2 separate regions of the Homo sapiens genome follow, and region 2 is linked to region 1. The links are chromatin contacts, found by Hi-C or POLR2A ChIA-PET in ENCODE. All regions are on one chromosome and are shown on one strand. Each heading gives the region's core, a stretch centred on a gene start or an enhancer-like site at or near the end of the contact. The rest is flanking DNA. Distances are from core to core; before and after follow the strand shown. Region 1 holds the start of DTNA-AS1 (DTNA antisense RNA 1). Region 2 overlaps DTNA (dystrobrevin alpha).

What was found. Hi-C counts contacts between places; a loop is a spot of excess contacts on that map. ChIA-PET counts read pairs that join two places held with the same protein, here RNA polymerase II (POLR2A). Pooled maps may share reads with other maps.
Region 2: a map of mammary epithelial cell shows a loop between it and region 1 (2.8-fold over the local background). The contact joins the enhancer-like site here to the promoter of DTNA-AS1 in region 1. A Hi-C loop is called at or near these places in 9 of 168 maps with a recorded cell type or tissue (Caco-2, Right ventricle myocardium inferior, cardiac septum and 4 more), 2 of 37 single-sample maps with no recorded cell type and 9 of 50 pooled maps. POLR2A ChIA-PET finds 5 or more read pairs at or near these places in 3 of 52 experiments (AG04449, AG04450 and BJ).

Annotation. Positions count from the first base shown.
Region 1 is chr18:34,764,007-34,771,173 of GRCh38, forward strand. It overlaps DTNA-AS1 (DTNA antisense RNA 1), which reads right to left and starts at 3,660. Exons shown (of 5, transcript NR_199046.1): 1 at 3,537-3,660; 2 at 1,928-1,988. It overlaps DTNA (dystrobrevin alpha), which reads left to right. Exons shown (of 23, transcript NM_001386795.1): 3 at 1,955-2,035.
Region 2 is chr18:34,726,282-34,733,448 of GRCh38, forward strand. All of the region lies in intron 1 of DTNA (dystrobrevin alpha), which reads left to right. Among named protein-coding and RNA genes, the nearest start is that of DTNA, 20 kb to the left of the region's middle. Within about 2 kb of position 3,855, at least 5 of the 41 ENCODE cell types and tissues checked have a DNase peak (open chromatin) inside an H3K27ac peak, as active enhancers do.

The sequences.
Region 1 (7,167 bases), core at 2,410-4,909:
ATATTTCAGAAATGAATTCTCAAATGGCAGGGGGAAAAGAGTATGTGACTCCAGGGGAAACTAGATCAAATAGGTTGAAGTTACAGGGAGGTAAATCAAAGCTCAAATATAAAAAAGAAATTTCTATCACATATTTTTGTTCAGAAATGGCACATGAAGCCTCTTAAGGGGCCCATTTACTGTTAAGTGGTCATTATGTTCTCAGTGCAGAAGTCAAGACTTTATATCTGTATTACCAGCCAGTAAAGTTGATATTGTTATCTCGCTTTATCCATGAGGAAATTGAGATGCCAAGGAAAAACTTGGTGAAACTCACACAACTGGGAAGTGACAGAGTTAAATTTTACTTCCTTTAAAGTTCATTTATTTTCACAAGTAATAATCTTCTCTATCATTGGAAATAATCCTACGTGGCCATTGGCTAAATGTTCATCTCTTGAGAACATTTCTAAGGGAATTCCTGCATTGGGTGAGGGTAGTTCCCCATCTCTTTGATCCCTCAAGTGCTCAGTGTCACTAAGCCTGTTTGTCAAAGAATAAGCTTTATTAAGAGTGACCGTTTAATGATCTGCTTTGTAAAACCACAAAGTAATAGGACTATTGGCAACACTTCAAGTGAATCTGAAGATATCGGTTTGAGTTGAAGAAATGCTAAATCCCCTAGTGGGGGACACTTGCTAATTCATGCTGAGTTTCACTGGGAAAGCACTTAATTGGCCGTCTAATATAATCGCTTCCAGGATAGTTCATTTACTTTCTATTCTGTTTTACTCTAAAGGATTCACATAGCACATTTTATTAGTATATGACTGGTAAAGATAAAAGTTCAATACATGCCTTTATATCTGTTATGGACCATAAACATGGGCTTAGAAAAAGAAAATATGTAGAAATGGAGAAAAGCAGACATTTATTGATAGTCTAATGTGTTCTAGACAAAGTCTAGAGATTAACTCATTCAAAGGAGGGTGGGAGGAATACTAGGAGCTCAGGTCTTGATGTAACAAGCAGCCCATCTGCAGGGTATTGAGATGAGACTGACCAAGGCTACGAGAGATTCTGTGGTAGAAAGTGGTGGGCAATGTCGTTAGGCAAGTAAGCTGGAAAGAAACTGCAGACGAGCTTGGATTCTGAGCAGAGCTTTTAGACCTGATGTTCTGGGCATCAGGAGCCATGCTGGACTCCTAAGTGGGAGAGTGAAATAAGGAAAGTAGTTTAAGAATATAGGGAATGTGTTCCCTCTAAGTTAGGAAGGAACTGGAAGCCACAGTAAAAGAAAGGTTGTTTTAGAAAGGCATGTCTTCCTCTGAGATTGACAGGAAGGATCACAAGAAAGTTGTTAGTAATAAAAATGAATACTTATGCAGCATTTACTGTGTGCCAGACGGTGTTTAAGTGCCTTAGGTATATTCACTCATTTATCCTTACAACAGTCCTGTGCAATAAGTACTATTATTATCATCATCCCCATCTTCCAAGTGAGAAAACTGAAGCTCTAAAAGCAATTGGCCTAAGGGCACACAGAGAAGATGCTCAGCAGTCAGTACATGGTCACCTAACAGCCACATTCTAATGACCAATAGCAATGCACTTTAAATGCTTATTTGATGATAGTATCTATATCATCTCGCTGTTTCACTGTAGGTCACAGCTTGAGCAGACTGTTTTCAGAAGTGGTGGACACAACAGGGATGACATTGTGTTTCTTGATCCAAGAATATGGTTTACAACCTAATCTCCAATGTTGATTACATGTGTGTGCTCTTTTTCCCTAGAACCTGAGGAACTTGTCCTTGAATAGGACAGACCTGTTCAAGTCTTAAAGTTATATTTATATTCTAATAAAAATAAAATTAGGGGTAAGGATCATATCTACAGTTGTTTTATTTGTAAACATTGTAAATTTCTTTCTGCACACATGGCATACCTTATGTGTCCTTTTTCCCCGCACTAGGGGCTCAAGATCTGGATCGCATCCGACTCTCCACCTACAGAACAGCATGCAAGCTTAGGTTTGTTCAGAAGAAATGCAATTGTAAGTATGCCAGTTGTTTGGACTAATTACCATCATGAATCCTATAGTTTACATTTGGTACTAAGTTTATTAAACTAGATTCTGTTACAAATATTGCTAATATTGTTATATATGTTTACACAACAATAAAAGGGGTATTATGAGGCACAAATGGTAGAGATGACTCCTAAGTAGTCTTGAAATCTGAAAATGCTTAAATACTAAAGCATATGAACCGTTTAGTTCATACTAAAAGGATGAACCTCTGGATACATATACAATATAATTCTGACCTTGGAATGGTTTAAATCTGGATGGATGTTTTTCTTCTTTTCTCTAACCTTGGTATCATAAATGCAGTGCCATCAAAATGGTTTCCAACATCATTCTCAGCAAACTATCGCAAGGACAAAAAACCAAACACCACATGTTCTCACTCATAGGTGGGAACTGAACAATGAGAACACACAGGAAGGGGAACATCACACTCCGGGGCCTGTTGTGGTGTGGGAGGAAGGGGGAGGGATAGCATTAGGAGATATACCTAATGTAAATGACGAGTTAATGGGTGCAGCACACCAACATGGCACATGTATACATATGTAACAAACCTGCACATTGTGCACATGTACCCTAAAACTTAAAGTGTAATAATAATAAAATAAAATAAAAATGGTTTCCAAGAACTTTATAAAATATCAAACATTAAATCCCCCTTATATTTGTATTTTCTTTTACAAGCACAGGAAAATATTTTAAAGCTTTTGGAAAACATTTAAGTTTTTTTCTGAAAGAACAAAATTAGCTCTTTGTGTCAGAGTTTTAACCACATTTGTTTACATGAGACAAAAATAAGAAAAGAGACAATACTTAAAGAAACAAAGGAACTTGCTCCAGTTTTTTTTTCAAATTTAAAAGTGTAAGCAATAAGCTAGATCACTAGTAACAATGAGCAGTCTTATTCTCTGCTGGGTCAACACTTCCATTGTATTACCATATCCATTTTCTCTTGGAAAAAAATATTGATTCATAGTTCATGTGTAAGAACGTTTTCTTTTCTTTTTAAAAAGTTTACTTATTAAAAAAGTCTCATTTTTTAATTAATATTGGATGAATTTTTAAAAATGAAAACCGTAATGTTCTCCTGATACATACACATAGTTCTATGATAACTGGCATGGTAATTAGACTCATGGTAAGGGTAGAAACCGGCATCTCCACATGTCTACCCTCTCAGAGTCTCTAGAAGATGTTTCCTAGGGCCCTGGGCAGGTCACCTTAGCCCCAGGCTTCTAGGCTTACAGCTAATCATGACTGTGAGGATGCAAAGTACGCATCTATTCCTCAAGTTTCTCCTCTACATCTTATTCCCCAGCCCCAGTGGATAAAAATGGGGCTGAAGTTTGGGGAAGGAGGGGATGGAAGAAAAATATAAGTAGGTTGTCTTATTTTCATTTTCTGTGGCTTATAACAGAATACTTGAAACTTTGCAATTTATAAAGAAAAGGAATTTATTTCTTACAGTTATGGTGGTTCAGAAGTCCAAGTCAAGGGGCTGCCTCTGGTGAGAGTCTGCTTACTAGTGGGACTCTCTGCAGAGTCTCAAGATGGTGCAGGGCACACATAGTAAGGAGGCTGAGCATGCTAACTCAGGTCTGTCTTCCCCTTCTTATAAGGCCACCTCACTCCTGTGATTACTCATGGATTAATCCATTCATGAGGGCAGAGCCCACATGACCAATCACCTCTTAAAAGCCCCACCTCTCAACACTGCCTCACAGGGGGTTAAGTTTCAACATGAGTTTTAGAAGGGACAAACATTCAAACCATAGCATTGGTCACACATCATATATGTGTTTTGACTCCTCACAGGAAGCTAAAGCAATCTAAAATGAGTAGTGAGAAAAGCATTACAGATGTTGAAAGAATTTGTTACTGTATTTGTAGTCCTAATGAGTCAATAAAAGCCATTTCCACTGCTTGCGATAGGGGCCAAGGAAAATGTTCCCACAGAAGAAGTTTCCTCTTCCCCTTCAAACACATCACCCAGATTACAAATAAAAGGAAGAATCTCCGTGTTTTCAGCAATTAAAAGGGATATGATTGTCCCACGTTCTTATCATGTGTTACCACTACAATGGCCTCAGAATTGGAGGGGAAGGCAGAGGGTAAGTGGTAGACACTCTGTCCTCCTTAGAGCTTTGCCAAGCGGAGCCTTCCTTAGGCTCCTTTCAGGAGAGCTAGAGATTTCCAATAAAAGACTACAAAATGGTAAGAAGGAACGCCCCCCCAAAAAAAGCAAAAAAAGGAAAACAAAGAAAAGAAAGAAAGGAAAAGGAAAAGGAAAGGAAGGAAGGGCTCAGGGAATCAGGGACTTGGCAACACTGCACTCAACATTAAGGTGGACACACTGTGTTGTCCCCACTCAACATTAAAGTGGACACACTGTGTTGTCTGCAGCTGTGGTCCACAGGCCTTATCCCATGCCTCCTGCTCTCTGAGAAAGGCACTTTCTCATTCTTGGGCATTTCCTTTTCCTCTTTCTGTTCTTTTCTGGTCCACATCCTTATCCTGCATCCAGAATTGTCTTGGAATTTCTTGAAAAACAGTAGAGAAGAAGTGAGGATGCTAATCCATCCCTGGGTGAAAATAGAAGCTTATACCTGTCCAGTGGCCCTTCAGTCTGTCCATTCATTGACCTCTTAATTCAGTTAAGTGTATAATGAGCTCCTGCTATGTGTTTGACATTGTGCTAGGTACCAAGGATAGTGTGATGATGAATGACATGCAATACCTTCCTTCAAGTTGCTCAAAATCTAACTGAGAATATGGGCTTTTAAGCAGATTTATAAAACCATGTAGAAAGATAATGATAGAAATATGTACATGGTATGTGAGAGCTTCAGGGAGTCAGTGCCCTGAGTTGTTGGGGGTGAGGGTCACTGGTAGGACTTTCCTAGAGAAGGAGATATCAGGAAAGTCTTATTTATTTTATAATGTACCTTATAAAATTCCTGTATTTCAGGATGAGAAAAGATATTACATTCTACAAAATTAGACAAAGTTAAGGCCCAAGGAAAAAAAACAAGCATATTTTGAATGCTTTGCTAAATTAAGGTTTTAAAAATTGTTTCTACCTTCATCAGAGGCATTAAATGCAAGTACTATATGTCTTTGCAAAGTTTTCCTTTCTAACAATAAATGCAACAGTTGTGATATTCAGAGGTATTTGTAAAATGCTTACATAATTGATCTTGGCTTATCTTAATCAAAGTTGAAACCTTCCTTCTAGAAAGTTAGCCAACCAGAAGCAGCAATGTTTACATGACATAACATTAGTCAACATTGAATATATTCGCTGATTAGAGGAAAGTAATTTTAGTCTGCAATAAACCTAACCCACAATAAATTATGATACCTTATAATGGAGTTTTTCCCTACAGTAAAAGAAATAAGAAACAAAATGTAGGTAGCATATTTGTAAGTGCATTTTTTTATTGGAAAGTGTCAGGCTGCTCTAACAAAAATACCATAAACTGGGTGGCTTATAAACAACATTTATTTCTCATAGTTCTGGAGGCTAGAAAATCCAAAATCAAGGCACTGCCAGATTTGGTATCTAGGGAGGGCAGCCTTCTGGTTCATAGGTGGCCCCTTTTCACTGTGTCCTCTCATGGTGGAAGAAGCAAGGCAGCCCTCTGGGGCTTTTTTTTTTTTTTTGACAGAGTTTCACTCTTTTTTCCCAGGCTGGAGTGCAATGGTGCAATCTCGGCTCACTGCAACCTCCGCCTCCCAGGTTCAAGCAATTCTCCTGCCTTAGCCTCCCAAGTAGCTGGAATTACAGGCATGCACCACCACGCCCAGCTAATTTTGTATTTTTAGTACAGACAGGGTTTCACCATGTTGGTCAGGCTGGTCTCAAACTCCTGACCTCATGTGATCTGCCCGCCTTGGCCTCCCAAAGTGCTAGGATTACAGGTGTGAGCCACAACGCCTGGCCTGGGGCCTCTTTTATAAGGGCACTAATCCCCACCATGAAAGTTCTGCCCTCAAGTCCTGATCACCTGCTAAAAGTCCCCACCTGGTAATACCATCGCATTAAGGGATTAAGTTTCAGCATGAGAATTTGGTGGGGCACAAACATTCAAACAATAGCAGAAACTCATTATAGTATTTACTTCGTAGAAATCAGTGGATCTGAAGTGAAAATAGATTGTTTACTTTTAGGTCCATACCTTATTTAAAATTTATTGCGTATACTAACAAAACTAAGTTTTAAAACTACATAAAGGAGGAAAAAACAAAAACGGCTGTTGTAAAACTATCACCTAGAAAAAAAATGAATACTGTCTGCATACAGCACAGACTGTGTATGTTTTCAGGAGATTTCTTTTTTATCTATTATCTAAATCCAAATTTCATAAATGTTGGTTAATTCCCTATAGTTCTTTCCCCACAGCCCTTGCCTACTTTGTTTATGATTTTGCATGTGGACAACTGGTTCCTATCACTGACATTCATGTTTATTTTCTTCTGTTCAATTCCTAATGTATGCTGAGAATAGTCAGTTCCCGGGATTCTAAAAGGACTCTGAACAAGAGGCCACTGTCACCCATGAACTAAATGAGGCCCAGAACCTACTTTTTTATAGAGAATGAACTAATGGATTTTATAGATGAATATTTGTAATCGATTTGATAACAGGGAACACTAACTTGTAACCCCAATTTTTAAAAATGCATACTCCCAAGAAGAATTATATTCTTTTTTTTTTTTTTTTGAGTGGAGTTTTGCTCTTTTTGCCCAGGCTGGAGTGCAATGATGTGATCTTGGCTCACTGCAACCTCTGCCTCCTGGATTCAAGTGATTCTTCTGCCTCAGCCTCCCAAGTAGCTGGGATTACAGGCGTGCACCACCACGCCCGGCTAATTTTGTGTTTTTAGTAGAGAGAGGGTTTCACCAGGTTGGCCAGGCCAGGTGGCATGAGCCACTGTGCCTGGCCAAGAATTACATTCTTCTCATTGGTAGACCAGCATTTTCTTAATGTACCCAATTATTGGATATTTAACTTCAGTAAAAATGTTGTGTAAATTCTTTTTCTCTCTTGTTATGTATGTACTGATATAATATCCCTGATTTTGTCCCTTGGTCCA
Region 2 (7,167 bases), core at 2,605-5,104, 38 kb before region 1:
ATCAGAATATCCAAATCTATCATTCTTCCCCTGGTCCCCCGAATTTCATGTCTTTCTCACATTGCAAAATACAGTCATCTCTTCCTCATAGCCTCCAAGTCTTACCTCATTCCAGCATCACTCAAAAGTCCAAAGTCTCTTCTGAGACTCAAGGCAAGTCCTTCCACCTATGAGCCTGTAAGATAAAAATCAAGTTATTTGCTTCCAACGACAGTAATACTACAGGCATTGAGTAAACATTCCAAAAGGGAAAAATCAGCCTGAGGAAAGGAGTAAGAGGCCCCATGCAAGTCTGAAACCCAGCAGGGCTGACCTTAAACCTTAGTGCTCCAAAATAATCCTTCACTCCTTGTCCTGAAACCAGAGCACACTGGTGCAAGGGATGGACTCCCAACACTTAGGGCATCTCCACCTCCATGGCTATGCAGACTGCCACCGAGTGGCTGCTCTCCTGGATTGGAGTTGAGTGCCTGTGGCTTTCCAGGCTCAGGATGCAAGCTGCCAGTGGCTCTACCATTTTCCCAACTGAAGGACAGCAACCCCCTTCTCACAGCTCCACTAGGTAGTGCCCTGGTGAGGACGCTGTGTGGGGCTCCAACCCCACATTTCCCCTTAGCACTGCCCTAGGAAAGTATCTTTGTGGAGGCTCCACCCTGCGGCAAGCACCAAGGCTTTCCTCTGATACATCCTCTGGAATCTAGGTGGAAGCTGCCAAGCCTCCTTCACTTGTGCATTCTGTGTGCCTGCAGGCTCAACACAACGTAGAAGCCCCCAAGGCTTGCAGTTTGCACTCTCAGAAGCGGCAGCCTGAGCTGTACCTGAAGCCCTTTAAGCAAAGGCTGGAGCCCTAGCAGCTGGGATGCTGGGAGCAGTTTTCTGAGGCTTCACAGGGCAGCAGGGTCCTGGGCCTGGCCCCAAAACCCATTCTTTCCTACTGTGATCCTGGGCTGGTGATGGGAGGACTGTCCTGAAGCCTTCTGAAATGCTTTTAAGGCCTTTTTCCCATTGTCTTGGCTTGATAATATTTTTAATTTCCTTAAAATACTTATGACCATTGACTAGTAATTTTACTTTTAGGAATGTCTAAAATGGAAATATTTTTGGCCCAGAATTTATAAACAAGGATACTGATCCCAGTATTATAATATCCTTGTGAATCAAGGATATTGATTCACAGTATTGTGAAAACAAATTTTCACTGTAAAACAAACTAAATGCCCAACAATGAAGAACAAGTTAAATAAATTATGGAACATCTGCATGATGGAAACCATTTAAAATGTCCTTTTTTTTTCTTTGAGAGAGACAGTTTTGCTTTTGTCACCCAGGCTGGAGTCCAGTGCCTCAATCTTGGCTCACTGCAACCTCCACCTCCCAGGTTCAAGCGATTCTCCTGCCTCAGCCTCCGAAGTAGTTGGGATTACAGGAAAGTGCCACCTTCCCTGGCTAATTTTTGTATTGTTAGTAGAGACAGGGTTTCACCATGTTGGTCAGGCTAGTGTCAAAGTCCTGGCCTCAAGTGATCCACCCACCTTGGCCTCCCAATATGCTGGGATTACAGGTGTGAGCCACTGCACTCAGCGCCTAAAATGTCTTATAAAAGTGTTTTGTGAAAGAGGATATGTTTTTTATAAAATGCCATCTACTATCTAATCCTAATATTAAGAGGGAGGGGGGGAAAAGGCAAAAAATGATAGAAATAAAGCAAGGTATCCTTAATGACTGTCCATGGGTAATAGATTAATTTTCCTATCTTTACTTTCCTATGTTTTCTGAATTTTCTTCAGCAGATACGTATTACTTTCGCAATGTTGTGATATTAAGTTAAAAGTGAGAATTTGAAATTGCATACTCAATGTGAATGCAGCTACGTATAGAAGAAGCAAGAAGACTATCAGCTGCAATGTTAATAGTATGGTTTTTATCTTCTTTTGTATAATTATTGGAGTTTTTCTATATGTTAAGAAATCAGGACAAAAATGATTTTGACAAAGAAAGGACAAAAAACAAGGCCCACTTCTTAGTTTATGAAAAGCAGTATAGGAGAACAGAAGGGAATTATAATAGGCTCCTCCTGCTGCAGGTTTGAGAAATATCACTTCAACTAGTTTAAAAAATTTAAAAAAATAAAATAAATAATTTTTCATGCAGAAATATTTTACATGAAAAGTAAAATTTCCCCACCTAAAATTTCTATTCTCATCCCAGGATAAAACTGTTGAGGGCTTTATATATTTCCTTCCAGTACTTTTTTCAAAGAATATTATAAAATAAAGTATTTTTCTCAAAAAAAAATAAAAAGGAGGAATCAGCTTATGTAAATAACAAGGACTTGGGTACAGTTGGCTGCAGACTCATTTAGATCCAGAGGCCCAAAGGGCATCCCCAAGTTCTCTTCCCTGTTTCAAGGCTTTGCTTGTTTCTGCTTAGCTTTCTTCAGTGATTCCTACTCAAACACAAAACCAAACCTTATGCCTCTCACTAGCTCCTGGAAAGAGGCTTCCCAAACAGCAGGTAAGATGGCTGCCAGTAGCCCCCAAATCACACCCCACCAGCTTCACTTTCTGAGCAGGAGATTTTTCTTAATAATTCAAAGATCCCAGCAAGTAAGTGAGAAAGCCTGGCTTGGGGTGTGTGTACAGCCCTGAATGGTCACCATGGCCAAGTGGGTGGGGTATTCTGACACCCGGGGTCCCTTCAGTTGTGCACCTCTATGTCTGAAGGAAAACACAGGCAGCCCCACCACAATTACCTGGAAGAGAGTCCCAGAGAAGTCACAAGAAAAAAAAGAGGAAAGGGAATATTGAAAAGAGAGTATGATGTCAATGTCAATGGCAGGAACTCATAGGTATAATACCAAATGTCTTACAAAATCATCTTATTCAGTCAGTCCTCGTGGAATTATATAAGGAAAATTATTATGTGCACTTTCAAATAAGGAAATGGAGGGTAAGAAAAACAAGTTATTTGCTCAAGTACATGCAGGTAGTACCTGGCAGCAAGGAGATTTGAACTCAAGTGTGTCTAATGTCATTGCCAAACCTCCCCTCTAAAATGTTTTGTCTTCCTTGAGTTCTTATGGCTGCTTTACCTGCAATCAAGAGACAGAGAGAGACATTCTGTGTTTCTGTGTGTGAGAAATGGCACAGGGGCAACTAGAAGTTTTAATACCTTCCTGTAGGTGGCAGGTTGCTGCTCTCTCCTTCAGAACCCCGCTCTGAGGAAAGCTAAGGAAGAGAACAGGACGTCTGAGTGTGTGACTGAGGTAAAATGTTGTATATTTTTCACACTTTAAAATCAGATGTAGGATTCAAATAAACTAAAATAATTTAACACTCAAATTTTTAAAACTTCTGAAGGAGGCTGGGCACATTCCATATTGGGCATTCAAAGAGTATTTTCCACAGCATACGAGGCACTCTCAAAGATACAAAAGTAAACACACTCTAAATTAGGACACAAAGAAAAGATGGAAGATGGGAAATTCAAGGTGGAAAGACATAAATGGCAACCAGAAATAATAGTCATTGTAGATCTGGCAGTTCCCCAACCAAAGCAGACAATCTGAAAGAAACCTAAGGTTATTTATACCTGCTGAGGATTTACTCTACCCAGTGATTAAACCTCCAGGACACACTAGATAAGTCTAGAAGAGCTTTAAGACTTCAAGATTTGTGTTTTCTTAACCTTGCTGTTTCTTGTCCTTGGTTCTGCATGAAAAAACTCATCTCTCCACAGTTCCAAGGAATAATTCCAAAAATAAATGTAGGCATTTGCTTGAACCAGGACATTGTGTCCCCAGTTTTCTTTCCGAAGCCTACAGGATGTACGAGTTGCTCTTGAAGCCTGTCTGCAGCACAACAAATCCAAGTTCTGCATTTGCTCCCCAGCTGAGTGACTGCACTGGGCAAAGCTGCACTTAACAGATAATACCCATGGGGGAACTGCTGGGTGAGGAATTTGTAGTGAAAAGCACTGACAACAGCTTGAGATTTATTTAGCACAATTTATTTAGTTCTTCATTCAGAAGAAGTAAAATTCCATGCATGAGGTAATGTATGCAAAAGTGCTTTAAACTTGAAGTGTTAAAGCAGTACACAGTTGTTGGGGGCTCTGATGTGAGAATGGCCAGCCTGTTCTCTGGTTAGTCTGGAGCTAATTCCTTCAAGAATCACAGGTCAGAAGTGTTGCATTGTGGCCCCTTGTTCAGTCTTGGCAAAAACTGAGGGAACATGGCAAAGTGGGAAGAATATAGACCTTGGAGTCAGATTTGGGTTCAAATATAGTAATTTTCATGGCTCTGGGACCTCTCTGTGTCCATATGTCCTCATTTGGATAACCCAGTTGTCAGCTGGGACTTCCTAGCCCCTTGAGGGCTCACATAAAGTTGGCTCAAACCAATTCGAACCCTTTTCACCACCTTTGGGAATACTGGAGTTACTGTCCCCTAACCTGTTATTCCTCTCACCCTAATATCTATGCACATTGTGTTCTCTTTTCCCCCTTTATCAAATTGCAAGTGAAACTCTGTCCCCTCACTGGTGACCACCAAAGAGCTCACTCATGTTGGTGTGTCCAGTAACTTCACTGAAGGTTTGGGGTTGGCAAGGACTGGTGTGGGGAGGCTCACAGCCTTTGATGTCTCTCCAGAAACCTCTATCTGCTTTTTTCACCCTTCACATATGCCTCCAGATAGTTTCCTAGGAACACAAATATTTTCCCTCTTACTATGCAGAGAAATTTAGCTCTCTTCTGTTCTTGTTCCAAGTTTTCATACTCAAATGCATCAAGATGCCCAGAACAAAGGGTCTTCCAATGGCCTCCTCTGAAAGCAAAGCTATAAATAGAAAAAAAGGGTTATCTGTTATCTTTTGAAAATGGTGATAATTTCTACCTTGCTATTTTTCAAGATTTGTGGCCGGGCGCGGTGGCTCACGCCTGTAATCCCAGCACTTTGGGAGGCCGAGGCGGGTGGATCATGAGGTCAGGAGATCGAGACCATCCTGGCTAACAAGGTGAAACCCCGTCTCTATTAAAAATACAAAAAATTAGCCGGGCGCGGTGGCGGGCGCCTGTAGTCCCAGCTACTCGGGAGGCTGAGGCAGGAGAATGGCGTGAACCCGGGAAGCGGAGCTTGCAGTGAGCCGAGATTGCGCCACTGCAGTCCGCAGTCCAGCCTGGGCGACAGAGCGAGACTCCGTCTCAAAAAAAAAAAAAAGATTTGTGCGAATTTTAGATAAAAGGGATATACAATACTTTGCACAAAGTACAGCACATAGCAAGTGCATAATGAAGAAATGATGATGATGATGATTCTGTATTGGGTAGCCAGTGTTTGCAGTAACTGTACTTCTTTGAGTATCACTTATCACAATTATAATTAATTATTTGTGTAATCATCTCTTAATGTATGTCTCCCTGAAGTTCCCTGATGGCAGAAACTGTTTCTGTCTTGTTTACCTGTGTGTCACCAGTGCCTTGTACAGTGCCTGGCCCACATATTTAACTCTTTATTGTATTAATGAATAGATAAATGGTCAAATGGAGAGTGTTAAATGTGGAGAGTTTTTCTTTCTTTACAGTTTTAACTTTATAGGGGAAAGAAGTGACAGGGCAGGTGAGGGATGGTGAAAACTCTGAAGATGTTGGAACATTGTCAGCTGTCTAAGTGTTTGGGAAAGATTAGCAGAGACTCCATTTCTTTATTCACTCATTCTTTCTGTGCATTTTCTACTCTCACCACCAAATCAGTCTCCTCCCTATCCAAGTTCCATTTATTAGTATCCCTGAAGCTGAAAAGAAAAGAGAATATTTATTTGCCTGTTTCCACACTGTCTCACTAACACCATGATCATTACATTTTCAGACTAGTCCAGTGAAACCTACCTTACCCATAATTTATTTGAAGTAGTTTATTTTTCCCCCTAATTTTCTTCATGGCAGGTATTTTGTTTTTCAGCTAACTTGTTGGATTGCCTACTAATCTAACTTTAGTGTTATAGCTTTTTCTGAAGAGGACAATGTGCTCTGTGCTGTAATGAAGCTTGTAAATTAACTCTAGGAATATAACTCATTCTTATACAGCAGAGTCACCTGTATATGCCAAGACAGCGTGATCCAAAGCAAAGACACTGGATTTGCAGTCACCTTCCTCTGCGATCCTCCTTTACTTATCTAAAATGAGAAGCCTGGGCTAAAGAAACAAATGTCAAACAGTAGCAAAGGATGCAACCTGGACTGAGCTGGGTTCTATTCTCCTTCCCTGTGAGAGCACCTCCCTGCTTACGTTTTAGAAGCTTGGCTCAGGTTATGGAATTCATTTGAATTTTTAAAAATCCATGGCAAAAATAAAAATCAGCAAGCTGGAAAAGACATTCTTCTATAATCCCAAGCAAAGAAAATTAAATCACACAACAAATATTTTCTAAGTCTAAAGTGCTATGTTAGTAGGAATATTAGATAAAGCACATGAGGCTCAGTTAAATTTCAATTTCAGATAAATGGTGAGTATTTTTTAGTGTAAGTGAGTCCTATTCAACATTTGCGATATACCTGTTGTTGGGGTTCTGACAGCTGCTAAGTATGTCTATGCCAATTATGCATTCTGGCACTGGGGAAATGACCACAGGATGAGTCCGGGGATCCTCTGGACTCACTGTAAGTCAGACCTGAGATAAAACTCCATTAATTACCTGACCTCCATAAGTCCCTATTTTAACTGGAGGACCACAGTGACGTTTTGGGTCCCCTGCAATCAATGTCAGCTCAGAGCCAATGTCCAGTAGTCCCCGAAATATCTGATCACTTCCCTTTCCCCAGTGCACAGTTACCCTGGTTAAAGGCTGGAGGTCTCCTTGGGGAAGAATGGGAGAAAGATTCACTGCATAAATTGTCAGTAATGTAGTGGGGTCTTTCCTCAAAAGGAGCCAGCCTCCCCTTCATTCGAAGGCTTCTGGGTCTGCAAACTGGCTCAAGTCTGGAAATTGATTGAGGGGCTGTGATTCTCTGGTTTTATAATTCAAATTAGTCTTCTGTCCATTCGACCTAGAAGTTTTCTTCTTGTATAAATTAAGTAGGAATGCAGTAGGCTTCCTATCAGTTTCACTTCTAGGAACACCGTGATTAATTAGCCAATGCCAGAGTGCTACACAAGTCAGATTATTCTGA